Regions from separate parts of the Homo sapiens genome. Here region 2 is linked to region 1. A link is a contact called in ENCODE Hi-C or POLR2A ChIA-PET data. All regions are on one chromosome and are shown on one strand. The core of a region is the stretch at or near the end of the contact, and the rest is flanking DNA. Distances in the headings are between cores, read along the strand shown. Region 1 overlaps ACTN2 (actinin alpha 2). Region 2 overlaps MTR (5-methyltetrahydrofolate-homocysteine methyltransferase).

The links. A loop is a pair of places that touch in the nucleus more often than their neighbours do. ChIA-PET counts read pairs that join two places held with the same protein, here RNA polymerase II (POLR2A). Pooled maps may share reads with other maps.
Region 2: a loop to region 1 is called in a map of psoas muscle, with 1.9 times the contacts of the local background. The contact joins two enhancer-like sites. A Hi-C loop is called at or near these places in 1 of 168 maps with a recorded cell type or tissue (psoas muscle) and 1 of 50 pooled maps. POLR2A ChIA-PET finds 5 or more read pairs at or near these places in 3 of 52 experiments (B cell, K562 and naive thymus-derived CD4-positive, alpha-beta T cell).

The regions. Positions count from the first base shown.
Region 1 is chr1:236,750,854-236,757,254 of GRCh38, forward strand. ACTN2 (actinin alpha 2) reads left to right here. Exons shown (of 21, transcript NM_001103.4): 15 at 617-799; 16 at 3,094-3,228; 17 at 4,166-4,345. Among named protein-coding and RNA genes, the nearest start is that of MTR, 41 kb to the right of the region's middle. Within about 2 kb of position 3,163, at least 3 of the 41 ENCODE cell types and tissues checked have a DNase peak (open chromatin) inside an H3K27ac peak, as active enhancers do.
Region 2 is chr1:236,829,394-236,835,794 of GRCh38, forward strand. MTR (5-methyltetrahydrofolate-homocysteine methyltransferase) reads left to right here. Exons shown (of 33, transcript NM_000254.3): 13 at 2,573-2,685; 14 at 6,154-6,294. Among named protein-coding and RNA genes, the nearest start is that of MTR, 37 kb to the left of the region's middle. RefSeq lists a silencer at 4,196-4,490. Within about 2 kb of position 1,323, at least 5 of the 41 ENCODE cell types and tissues checked have a DNase peak (open chromatin) inside an H3K27ac peak, as active enhancers do.

The DNA.
Region 1 (6,401 bases), core at 1,913-4,412:
CAGGCGGGGAGGATCACTTGAGGCCAGGAGTTTGAGACCAACCTGGGCAACATAATGAGACCCTGTCTCTGCAAAAGATAAAAAAATTAGCCAGGCATCATGATGTATGCCCTATAGTCCCAGCTACTCAGGAGACTGAGGCAGGAGGATTACTTGAGCCCAAGTGTTCAAGGCTGCAGTGAGCCATGATTGCACCACTGCACTCCAGCCTGAGTGACCTAGCGAGACCCTGTCTCAAAAAAAAAAAAAAAAAAAAAAAAAAGGAAGTGCCGCTAAGTTAAGTTCTGCTCGTCAGCAGAAAATAAGAAAGACCTAAACAATAGCTGGTGATCAAAATCAGTGAAAGGAAAACTGATTAAAAAAAATTATTTTTTAAAAGACTCTACATGAATAGCCACCAATATTATTAATAGTCATCATGACATCCTTTTTCCATTTTCCAGGAACTTGACTTCTGTGTACCTAAAGAGTTTTTTCTAAAGCATTCAGAATGTGTTTTTCTCCAGAGACTCTTGCAATCATCAAGGCATTTACTTGTGTGCGGAAAGGAATATCAAAGCCTTTGAAATTAACACTCAAGCCACATTGTTTTTCTCCACTTGTGTCTCGGGTGTAGAGTCTGATCACTGCGCATGAGCAGTTCAAGGCCACGCTGCCCGAGGCGGACGGAGAGCGGCAGTCCATCATGGCCATCCAGAACGAGGTGGAGAAGGTGATTCAGAGCTACAACATCAGAATCAGCTCAAGCAACCCGTACAGCACTGTCACCATGGATGAGCTCCGGACCAAGTGGGACAAGGTGGGTGGCTGAGGGCCTGGTGTGGGACCAGGGGGCATTCTTGAAGCTGACGTCGAAGGAGGAAGTTAACGCCTCGGGGACTTAGGGTGACGGCCTCATTTTGCATCATGATCAGGATTTTCCTTTATCCCAAATTTCACAGGCAAAACGTGACAAACTCTTAAGGACCCTTCAGCAGCGTCTGCAGTTTGTGGGGAAAGAAAGCAGAGATTATTTTACTTAAGGAAAATCTTATAAATGTTGACACAACCACTGTAGGTTATGATCCTAATACCATAAAGGAAATGGTTTTTAAAGCCCCAACTGGAAATTTGGTTAAAAACTTGGTTACAAGTACTTACAGTACTTTTTAAAAGAATTTTTAGAATATGATATAGACATGTCCCAGATGTGTATGAATTTTAAATGCAGAAAAATTGCTTAGAAAACGACATCTTGGGAATGAAAGTATTCTTACTAACTTGCAGCCTTTTAAATTTGGGGCAACTATCGACAAATGTAATTATGGTCCAAATGGGATAATTTGAGCCCTTTTGTCTGATTTTTAAGATTGGGACATTTCTTTTCATGGTTGAAATTATAGCACAATTAGTCATCTCAGTATGCCAATCATAGTCTTTGAGGAATAAGTCCACCACGTGGGTCTGAAGTGGCTTTTACTATAAAAACACACGTGCTGCAAGTTAGTTATAAACAGCGCAAAAGACAAAAACAGGTATGAGGAAAAGGAAAGTATTTATCCGAGAAACAGTAGTTAATTAGTGCATCTGAGCTTTAAATTTAGCTCTGGTCTTCCTAACGAACACCCAAAGAGAGACAGGAAACAAACTGATTTAAGTAGTTTTCTTGCGGGGGTGGGGGCGGGGGGAGGAAATATATCATTTTTTATTTTTCGTTTTTATTATGTTTATTTTTTTGAGACAGAGTCTCACTCTGTTGCCCAGGCTAGAGTGCAGAGGCAAAATCTCGGCTCATTGCAACCTCTTCCTCGTGGGTTCAAGTGATTTTCCTGTCTCAGCCTCCCTAATAGCTGGGATTACAGGTGCCCGCCACCACGCCTGGCTAATTTTTTATATTTTTGATAGAGATGAGGTTTCACTATGTTGGCCAGGCTGGTCTCAAACTCCTGACGTCAGGTGATCCACCCACCTCAGCCTCCCAAAGTGCTGGGATTACAGGTGTGAGCCGTCACGCCTGGGCAGAAATATATCATTTTTTAAAGTGAGACAAACTTTTCTCCCATCAGTAAGTTATAAAGCAAATGGATTTTTGTTAAAGAAAACAAAAAGACAATAATAATGCTTTTAGTAGCAGTTTTGCAGATGACACAAAGAAAGATTTTTGAAGTAGTTTTTTCTCTTCCATTGATTGAAAGAGAATGGAGGCATAGCATTAAAATGTAACTCACAAATGGAACAGAAAGCAGGTAGACAGGTGTATACTCTTCTGTGGGCCAACAAGGTATAAGAATCGAACTCATGAACCCAGCATGGGCTCTTCACATTTTGGTGTCATGAACCCGTCTGGCAGTCTGGGGAAGCCTGTGGATTCCTTCTGATAATAATGTTTGTAAACTTATAAAAATATTTAATATTACCAAGGAAACAAATTATATTGAAATGTAGTTATTCAAATATCTTTAAAGTTATTGTCATGTATATGCTTCTTTACTAACACGTTTAAAACCAAGAACTAACAGCAGGTCCAATAATTTTGGAGTAGGGCTGAGTGTACGTGATATTTGTTGCAAGAGGCAGGCATAACCGTAACGTTAGTATGGAATGTCTATGATTTATGCTGTGATAAGGTCACAGGGACTACTAAATACTGCTGCAGATTTGCTGTCCACGTCATTCATAAACAAAGGGAGTGCTACATTTTAATCCGAGATGGTGAAAATAAACACGCCAGTGTTCCCTGCATCCAAGTTCACAAATCCTCTGTACTCTGGACCTGGCCCTGACTTAGTTGTGCAGCAGGCCTAGAGCCTCTGGCTGGAGGAGAATGGTCGCTGCTCCTAATGCAGGCTCTTAAATACCCTCCAGCTCATCCTGTCTTTCAGCAGGCACTTGGTGGCACTAGATGGCAGTCAAAGCTAAATCAAGCTCATCCTGTAGTCCCTAGACTAGGGACTCCTCCTCCCTATCCTCCCTCTTCCTTCCCCCTACACCCTCCTCCCTTCGTTTCTCCTTCTCCACTCCCACCCCCACCCCTTGGACTATTCCCGCATTCTGTGGTTGTTCCTATGAGACCACAGCTGGCCTCTAACCCTTGTTGTCCTTGGGCCCTGACAGGTGAAGCAACTCGTGCCCATCCGCGATCAATCCCTGCAGGAGGAGCTGGCTCGCCAGCATGCTAACGAGCGTCTGAGGCGCCAGTTTGCTGCCCAAGCCAATGCCATTGGGCCCTGGATCCAGAACAAGATGGAGGTAAGCCAGCGCCCTCCCAGGCGCTGTTCACAAGCCTTGCGATAAGTCCCTTTAGCCACGCAGCAGTGACACCGCACATGCTGTGGTTTCCAGCCACCCACTCAGTCAGGTGGGAGCACCGTTCTGTTATCACCCCGGCTTTATCTTTCAGCCCCTGGCTGTTGGGGACAGTGTGCAAACCAGAGCACAATATGGAATGCAGGAAGGCGGCACTCAAGGAAGGGGAGGGGGGTCTTGCTGGGTTCTGTTTATTTTCTCACTAAAAATGGTGACAGGGCTTTCTCCGTTTTTGGCCTCTGCAGGGCCTGGATTTCAAACCATCTATCCCTACAAGGAGGACACGTGAAGGCCCACAAATACTTTGCATTTTCAGAACATTTCAGGGACAGTGGTCTTTAAGTAACCCTGTTGTCCTTTGATCACCAAGAACAGCCAGGAGACATTTATTGACCCACTTATTTCTTGTCCCACCACCCTTTTGGTGTTGAAATATTGACTTTTTTCTTAAAGCGGAGACCATGTAAAAATATAAGAAATTCTGATGGAGGAAGCATCCCGTGGGTCTTCAATCTGTCTGGCAGCTCCACCCAGGCAGCCCACCCCCAGCCTCCTCCAGAGCAGGGTAGCTCTGCCCGAGGGCGTTTCCTTCCCACAGCAAGAAGCTGAAGGACTTATCTCTGACCCCTCTTGCCTCTCTGTTTTGGATCTTGGTTGACTTTTTCCTCATTTTCTAGACAGACTAGAACTAGACCTTGTTTTGTTCTGCGATGCTACCCAGTCCCCACTTCCTCTGAGAAAAGTGAACCGAGTGACACTGGCCGCTGCCTGACGCTGGCCTAGCATCCCATGCAGGGTCTGGAACGGCGCCTCGTGCCGAGCTCCCTTAGAGGGCACTTCACTCTGCTTCTCTCTCTGCTTGCTCACTCGCCCCCCTCAGGAGATTGCCCGGAGCTCCATCCAGATCACAGGAGCCCTGGAAGACCAGATGAACCAGCTGAAGCAGTATGAGCACAACATCATCAACTATAAGAACAACATCGACAAGCTGGAGGGAGACCATCAGCTCATCCAGGAGGCCCTTGTCTTTGACAACAAGCACACGAACTACACGATGGAGGTACGGCAGCCAGACAGGCGTGTGCCGCTCACTTCTCACGGGGACCATGCCACCTCCTCAGGGTGCTTTCTTCATGCACTTGTCTTTCTTTGTTCCTGTTAAGACCTACAAGTATGAAAGTTAGGGATCTTTAAGCCTTTCCAGTCACTATTTGTGGAAATGCTTCGTGAGCTATATCGAGGACTATATGGTATTACCAACAGTGACATTATCATTATTATTATCACCACCATAAATTCACTACACTTCTTCAAGGTGAGTGCCAGAAACTGGACTGTTGCATTTCTGCCAGTTAGGCCCAAATTGATCTCCCTGGGAGCCAGCAGGTATAACTCAGGGCTCATCCTGCTACTTGGTAAATGGGAAAATATTTTTAGTGACAAACAAGAGTATATACTGCAGAGTGCCCGCTGCCACTGTTAGAATCCTGATAATATACTGCAGAGTGCCCACTGCCACCGTTAGAACCCTGGTAATAGAGTATATACTGCAGAGGGCCCGCTGCCACTGTTAGAACCCTGGTTATAGAGTATATACTGCAGAGTGCCCGCTGCCACTGTTAGAACCCTGGTAATAGAGTATATACTGCAGAGTGCCCGCTGCCACTGTTAGAACCCTGGTAATAGAGTATATACTGCAGAGTGCCCGCTGCCACTGTTAGAACCGTGGTTATAGAGTATATACTGCAGAGTGCCCGCTGCCACTGTTAGAACCCTGGTAATAGAGTATATACTGCAGAGGGCCCGCTGCCACCGTTAGAACCCTGGTAATAGAGTATATACTGCAGAGGGCCCGCTGCCACTGTTAGAACCCTGGTAATAGAGTATATACTGCAGAGGGCCCGCTGCCACCGTTAGAACCCTGGTAATAGAGTATATACTGCAGAGTGCCCGCTGCCACTGTTAGAACCCTGGTAATAGAGTATATACTGCAGAGTGCCCGCTGCCACTGTTAGAACCGTGGTTATAGAGTATATACTGCAGAGTGCCCGCTGCCACTGTTAGAACCCTGGTAATAGAGTATATACTGCAGAGTGCCCGCTGCCACTGTTAGAACCCTGGTAATAGAGTATATACTGCAGAGTGCCCGCTGCCACTGTTAGAACCCTGGTAATAGAGTATATACTGCAGAGTGCCCGCTGCCACTGTTAGAACCCTGGTTATAGAGTATATACTGCAGAGTGCCCGCTGCCACCGTTAGAACCCTGGTTATAGAGTATGTACTGCAGAGTGCCCGCTGCCACCATTAGAACCCTGGTAATAGAGTATATACTGCAGAGTGCCCGCTGCCACCGTTAGAACCCTGGTAATAGAGTATATACTGCAGAGTGCCCGCTGCCACCGTTAGAACCCTGGTAATAGAGTATATACTGCAGAGTGCCCGCTGCCACCGTTAGAACCCTGGTAATAGAGTATATACTGCAGAGTGCCCGCTGCCACCGTTAGAACCCTGGTTATAGAGTATATACTGCAGAGTGCCCGCTGCCACCGTTAGAACCCTGGTAATAGAGTATATACTGCAGAGGGCCCGCTGCCACTGTTAGAACCCTGGTAATAGAGTATATACTGCAGAGGGCCCGCTGCCACTGTTAGAACCCTGGTTATAGAGTATATACTGCAGAGTGCCCGCTGCCACCGTTAGAACCCTGGTTATAGAGTATATACTGCAGAGTGCCCGCTGCCACCGTTAGAACCCTGGTAATAGAGTATATACTGCAGAGTGCCCGCTGCCACTGTTAGAACCCTGGTAATAGAGTATATACTGCAGAGGGCCCGCTGCCACTGTTAGAACCCTGGTTATAGAGTATATACTACAGAGTGCCCGCTGCCACTGTTAGAACCCTGGTAATAGAGTATATACTGCAGAGTGCCTGCTGCCACTGTTAGAACCCTGGTAATAGAGTATATACTGCAGAGGGCCCGCTGCCACCGTTAGAACCCTGGTTATAGAGTATATACTACAGAGTGCCCGCTGCCACTGTTAGAACCCTGGTAATAGAGTATATACTGCAGAGTGCCCGCTGCCACCGTTAGAACCCTGGTTATAGAGTATATAC
Region 2 (6,401 bases), core at 73-2,572, 77 kb after region 1:
TGGCGCTTAAATGAATTCTAGTGAAGAACCCTTTGTTTTTCCAGGGCTGGGGCAAGATGACGTCAACTTTAGGGTAAAAGTGAAGGAAGGCCCAGGTGATTTGCCCAGGTAGAGTCCTTGGTGGGAGCTCGATGGTCCTATCTTTATTGTCCACTGTTTTGAAAACATACTCTTGGCCACAGCCTAACAATTTTAATTTTCAGGTTGATACTAGTTACTGAAAATTCCAAACTGCCAAGGTGTAATGTTTGGTGATGGCAGCAGCATCTTCCTAGAAAATTGTTTCTAAAATATTCTTGTTGTAATCTTACATTTGCCACATGTTTAGGACTTTACAAAGACTTGTGGTATGTATTTTCTCTTTGGTTCTCAACAATCCTTTGAGGTGGGTAGCCTCCCTTTTTCAGCATGAATTTTGTGTTGAAACAAGGACCGTTAGTAAACTAGGTCATCAGGCCAATTGTTAGAAAAATAACTTTAAATTTCATATTTTTGCTTCAGTATGTTCATGATGTATTAAATGGTAACTTTAAGCAGAAAAAGTATGATTTTTAGAGAACCTGCAAATAACACATATGAGGAATTATGTTCCCTAATAGCTTAGAATTTAACATCTCTCTGAATTGAAATATTTTTGTTTTGTATATTGTCCTATGAAAAGTAAAATAAATTACGAATGACAGCAAAAGTAGTGTCCACTTTTCTCACTCAGAACATAGCACAGAATTAATCCCAATCAGTGAGTGTGAAGTTGGGTTAACACATACGAACTATATTCAGGCTAGCCCTTTATTTTTTTTTTTAATACTCCAGAAGGTAGAGGATGAGATTAGGAAAAGTGGGATTCATGGTTTATGATACTCCCTCTCTGGAAATAGTGGCTTTTATCAGAGAGAGGTGTGGCAGGAAAATTTATTTATTTCATCCCTGAAACTTAGTGCATTACTTCAGCCAAGCACTAAGAGTGGAAAACATTCAGCCTTTGCCAAAATTGAAACAAGAGAGCCATTTACATAAGATTAAAAAAAATAATTTATATGTAAGAATAAAAGAATTTTTTCTTCAATTTGAATGTCGTACGCTATTGCTAAATTGCTTTAAACAATCACCTTCCATCAGATTTTAAAAGAGTGACATCAAATGTGCTGTTTAAAATTGTTCTTTTATAAATCACAAACTTGAGAGAAGTGTGATCTTTGTATCAAGTACTTCACATTCATAATAGATCATAAGTACTTTGTGTGAGATGCTTTTGGCGGAGGAGTCACACAGAAATGTCAGCATTGAAATGTTGGCTCCCTGCTTGCCTGTCCTGGGAACCTCAGGGTCAGACTAGGATCGGGCGTACCCTGCGACTAGCTTGGAAGGCTGGGGCCATGAGGATCATTGCCAGATGGAAGAGAAATCATAAGCCAGTACCGTGCATGGAAAGCGATAATCTCTATCAGTGCACCAAGGGGCCTGGAATGCTTTTGTCATGACCCAGTTTATAGTCATTATTTTTCTCTGCCTCATATCTGTTTCTTCCTCAGCTCATGCTTTGGCAAAGGTCTCAAAAGCCATTTTCTTTTATTAACAATGAAAGCAGTGATTATGGGTGCTAATTCTGTGCCTGTCAATGTTATTCAGTTTCATTTTTACAATAACAGTATAAAGCAGACACTTTACTGTCTTTGTAAACTCAGAGGCATATGGGAAGTTGCCCCAAGGTTGTTCATTCAGGTAAGTGATTTGAACCCAAGGCCGTCTGTACCCAGAACCTGCCTATAACCATCTAATGAGACTGCCTCTCCTAATACTTTAAATGTAATGAATAGAACAAAAACAGTTCAGAGCCTTTTCTGTAGTGATACTTTACACTGTATGTTTTTACTTCAGTGTGATATATCCACATGTATTATCTGATATTTGCCCCTAAATTGGCCAGTGGCAGGGGAGATGTTATTATGTTGGTGGATAAGGAAACAGGCACCAGAAGTCCACCTGGCTTACCTAGAGTCAGCTCATTAGTGATAGACCTGCCACAGTGACTCCTGTCTCTCAGGTCTCAACCTGGATCCCTGATTCAGCCTTGTTGATTATGGGTTCTAGGCCTCTGAATCAAAGAAATGAAGTAATGTTGTAAACACACCATTGGTGGGATTAAAAAAGCTTACTCCATATAGCTTTAAGCTAACATCTGAGCAGACAGCTGTGGAGCACCCCTCTTTCAATTCTAACTTTGTCCATGGTTTTTGCCTCAGCCTCTTGGTTAAATAGGGGTTGATGATTATTTTTCCTTTTTTCTCAGAGATGGTATGATTTGGTCCTTTAGGTTATTTGCAACATAAAACTCTGAAATATTTCTTCTTTTGAGAGTTATGGTTGTAAATGTAGTTGTAACAAATAGCCTTTACTGCATTTGAATCTCCCTAGAGACGACTATGGCCCTGTTTCCACATTGGATCTCCTATCTGCTCAGATGGGCTATGGTGCAGGAACTTCTCTTTCTTATTGAATACATTTGTGTCTGTCTGTCTCATGTCATCCATATGCATTTGCAGAAATTTTTCAAAATGCTTCTCCTTTTAAGGTCTAGAGCCCTTCAGGATTGGACCGTACACCAACTTTGTTAACATTGGAGAGCGCTGTAATGTTGCAGGATCAAGGAAGTTTGCTAAACTCATCATGGCAGGAAACTATGAAGTGAGCATCTTAATAAGACCCCTGAGGCATCTGCCCATGTCTTTGGCTAGACAGCATGTAAATGAAACAGCTCTCTGCCTTTGATAGTGTTATTAGCAGAGCTGCTAGAAAGTGTGAGAAGATGGTAATGTGTGTTTGCAGCAGACTGGGCTGGTGGGAGGACGAGGCTTTGAAAAATTGAAGCTGCTGTTGTCAATATTTGTTAAAAAGTACTGCATTTGGTGTATGAAGTAGGATGAGATGGGAGGGATCCAGGTTCTAGCTATTTCTATTAATCATGAAATAAGTTAAAAAATTTGAGAGGCTTTTTATTTTGTCTTCTCACAAATCCTTCTAGGGAAAGGGAAAGACAAGAAAATTCCTGTCAGTTCCTTATGATCGCATCAAACGCTGACTGTTGAGGGTATTATGGATCTTGTTAGCTGTAGACTAAAATAAACAAACAAAAGAAATAGGCCCTTGCCTTGGAAAGTTTATGTGATAGTTTTAGCCATGGTGTTTTTAAGCTCAGTCACTCTGTGGATGAGCAAAATTTAATACATACAGAGCATACCTAAGACTCCTGGATAGATTTTCCTATGAAAATATGAATTTAAAAATGGAGGAATTTTGCCTGGGCCTTAATGATAATTAACTTTATCATCCAACTTTCCTCACTTTTTTGCAACCTTTAGGAGATCTTCCAGAAACCAGTACCAGAGCTGATTTAGTTTTCATAACAAGGAAAGGACCATTTATTCCCCTTCATGGACCTGTTCATTATTACCTGATGGCATCCCTGGAGGCGTGTCTTCCTTCCCAGTCCCTCAGCTGACACATTAGCAGGGCCTGGTTGCCCAGTTTCACCACTTCCTCTGTTGGTCCTCTTCCCCTCATTCTTGCTGCTGTCCAGTGCTCCTGTATGCATCCATCATGGGCCTTCCCAGTTTGGAAATTCCACAGGGTGACTTTTTTTTGTGTATGGGATAAAACTGAAATTCCTTAGTCTGTCATTCCGTCCTCTTCACTTAGGTATTAAACTGCCCTCCCATCCTGATCTGTCATCTGAACATTCCAGGAGGCTCGCTTCTGACTCTGTGCCTTTGTTCTTGTTTGCTTCCTTCTGAAGTGCCAGTGACTCTTCCTAGCCATATAGTGTTCTTCAGTTGGCAGTGTTTCTATTATGTTTTGCTTCTTATGCCTATTCTATGGTGTCCCTTTGGTGGATTTGATAGATTTGACACTGAGAGCATTTTAGGAAGAAGCAAACAGGTGGAAGTAATAATATCTATCATTTAATAAGGTCTTTCTATATGCCAGTCACTGTGCTAAGCACTTTATGTCATTACTCATTTAATCATCACAGCCTGGTGGAGATAGGTACTGTGGTTATCCCCATTTTACAGGTGTAGAGATGGAGGCTTGGGGAGGTTAAATGACTTGCCTATTGTTGTACAGCAAGTAAATGATAGAACCCAAGTCTCCCAAGCATGTGCCCTTAACCACTCTGCTATCTCTGCCTAGTGGAAACAGTAGGAGGGGGCAGTAGAAACAGGAAGGGACAGGTGACTCTTCATTAGAGTCTAGCTCTTATGACTTAATGATCCCTTTGTGGTTTAGTGGAAAGAACATTGACCTGAAAGAAGTTCCAGTCCTATGTTCTTGCCCAACTCATACATCTTTAAACAAACCACTTCATCTCTCTGAGCTTGTTTGGGAAGGTTAGACTTTGAAGCTGTTATTCCGTGATTCTTAAGAAATAGGTCAGATATTGGCATTTCCGTTTTTGAGGTCTTTTGACCCTGTTGCTTACTATCTTATCTCCTGTCTGTTTGCTCCATCCATTCCCCATTAGTCAGCTGAAGATGCTCCCTCTCAGTTAGCTTTCTCCATTTTGGTTTGTAGAGACCTTTCCCTTTCCTGGATGTTGAGGTCATCTTGGCATTTGACCCACACATTGTATGGCAGTGCCCAGTAGTTTTTTACATGACTGTGACATGTGCCTCCATCTAGATATAAACCCTTCAAGAACCAGGATTGTGATTTACACTTCTTTTTATTCTTTATATTATTTAAATTAGTATTGATACTAGAAAACATTTTTTGATTTACTGACTTAATTAATTGATTTATTTATTTTGAGATAGAGTCTTGCTCTGTCACCCAGGCTGGAGTGCGATGGCATGATCTTGGCTCACTGCAACCTCCATCTCCCAGGTTCAAGTGATTCTCCTGCCCCAGCCTCCAGAGAAGCTGGGACTACGGGCTCATGCCACCAGGCCCAGCTAATTTTTGTATTTTTAGTAGAGATGGAGTTTTGCCATGTTGGCCAGGCTGGTCTTGAACTCTTGACCTCAAGTGATCTGCCTGTCTCGGCCTCCCAAAGTGCTGGGATTACAGGCATGAGCCACCACACCCGGTCCAGATTTACTGAATTTAAGTGTGATCCTTTTTCTCTATGTGGCCTTGGCTCACTACATGTGGTGTTTCCTTGTAGCATATGCCATAGGGTTTCATGCCTGTTCTATCACAATGAGTGCTAAAAGTTTCTATTTTTTTTTTCCTTGGGCTAAAAAAAAATCAAGACAATATCAGCATCTACTATTGATTTTATCCTTGCTTATTTCATTACACTATGAAGTGTACAGTGAAAACTTAAATAAACAAAAAGTCTCTGCCTTGTTACTTAGAAGGTATTATGGAACATGTATATTTTGCCCAGCATTGTTCAGAATGAGAAGTATATAAGACTTTTTGGAACACTTATCCTACAAAATATTCCTTAGACGATCATAAGTGGGAAATGCTGTATTCTGTTTTGGGAAGGTTGCAGTGTGTAATAGTGCATTAAATAATTTGAAAAGCCTTCCAGTGTTATAAAAACCTGCTGAAATTTATTTAAGTCACATTTCTTTTCATGTAACTTCTATTAACAGCCTGCAATGAATACTTTCGGCAGATACTGAAGAGTTATATAGTTTTTGGCAAATACTGAAGAGTTATATCATTTTGGATGGTTTCTCTAAGGACTTTTTTTGGAGGAGATGGGGCTTGAGCTGGGTCTTAAACAATGTGGAAGGGAAAGGGATTGCGTTCCAAGCAGAGGGAACAACGTGATCTGCAGCACAGAGGTGGGAACAGATTTGGCTGGGTGAAGGCTCCAGTCGGGGTGGAATGGGAAGTTCAGCTGGGTAAGAAGATGGGGCCAGCTCAGAGGGCCTTGACTGCCATGCTGAGGGATTTAGAATCTTTATGGTAGGAAAACAGCTTTGGTGGATTCTAAGCAGTGAGATGATGTGATGGAAGAGATGTGTAAGAAAGGTTAATTTGTGATGAGTGATGGGTGGACAGCAGGCCCGGAGTCAGGGAGTCTGGCGAGGTAGTCTGTGTAATTTGAAGGATTGCTGGGAAGGGTAAGGAATTACCTCATTAGCCTTTTCTCCTAGTAACTGTCTCCTAATGCTGCTTCCTCTCTCATTCTTCCTTCAGGAAGCCTTGTGTGTTGCCAAAGTGCAGGTGGAAATGGGAGCCCAGGTGTTGGATGTCAACATGGATGATGGCATGCTAGATGGTCCAAGTGCAATGACCAGATTTTGCAACTTAATTGCTTCCGAGCCAGACATCGCAAAGGTTATACAAAGTTTATGTTTATCAGGGGGATTTACTTGTCTCACTTTGACACTCATTTAACCGTGCCAGTTGTCCCATTAATCTGTGAACTCAAGAACTGGTTTTCT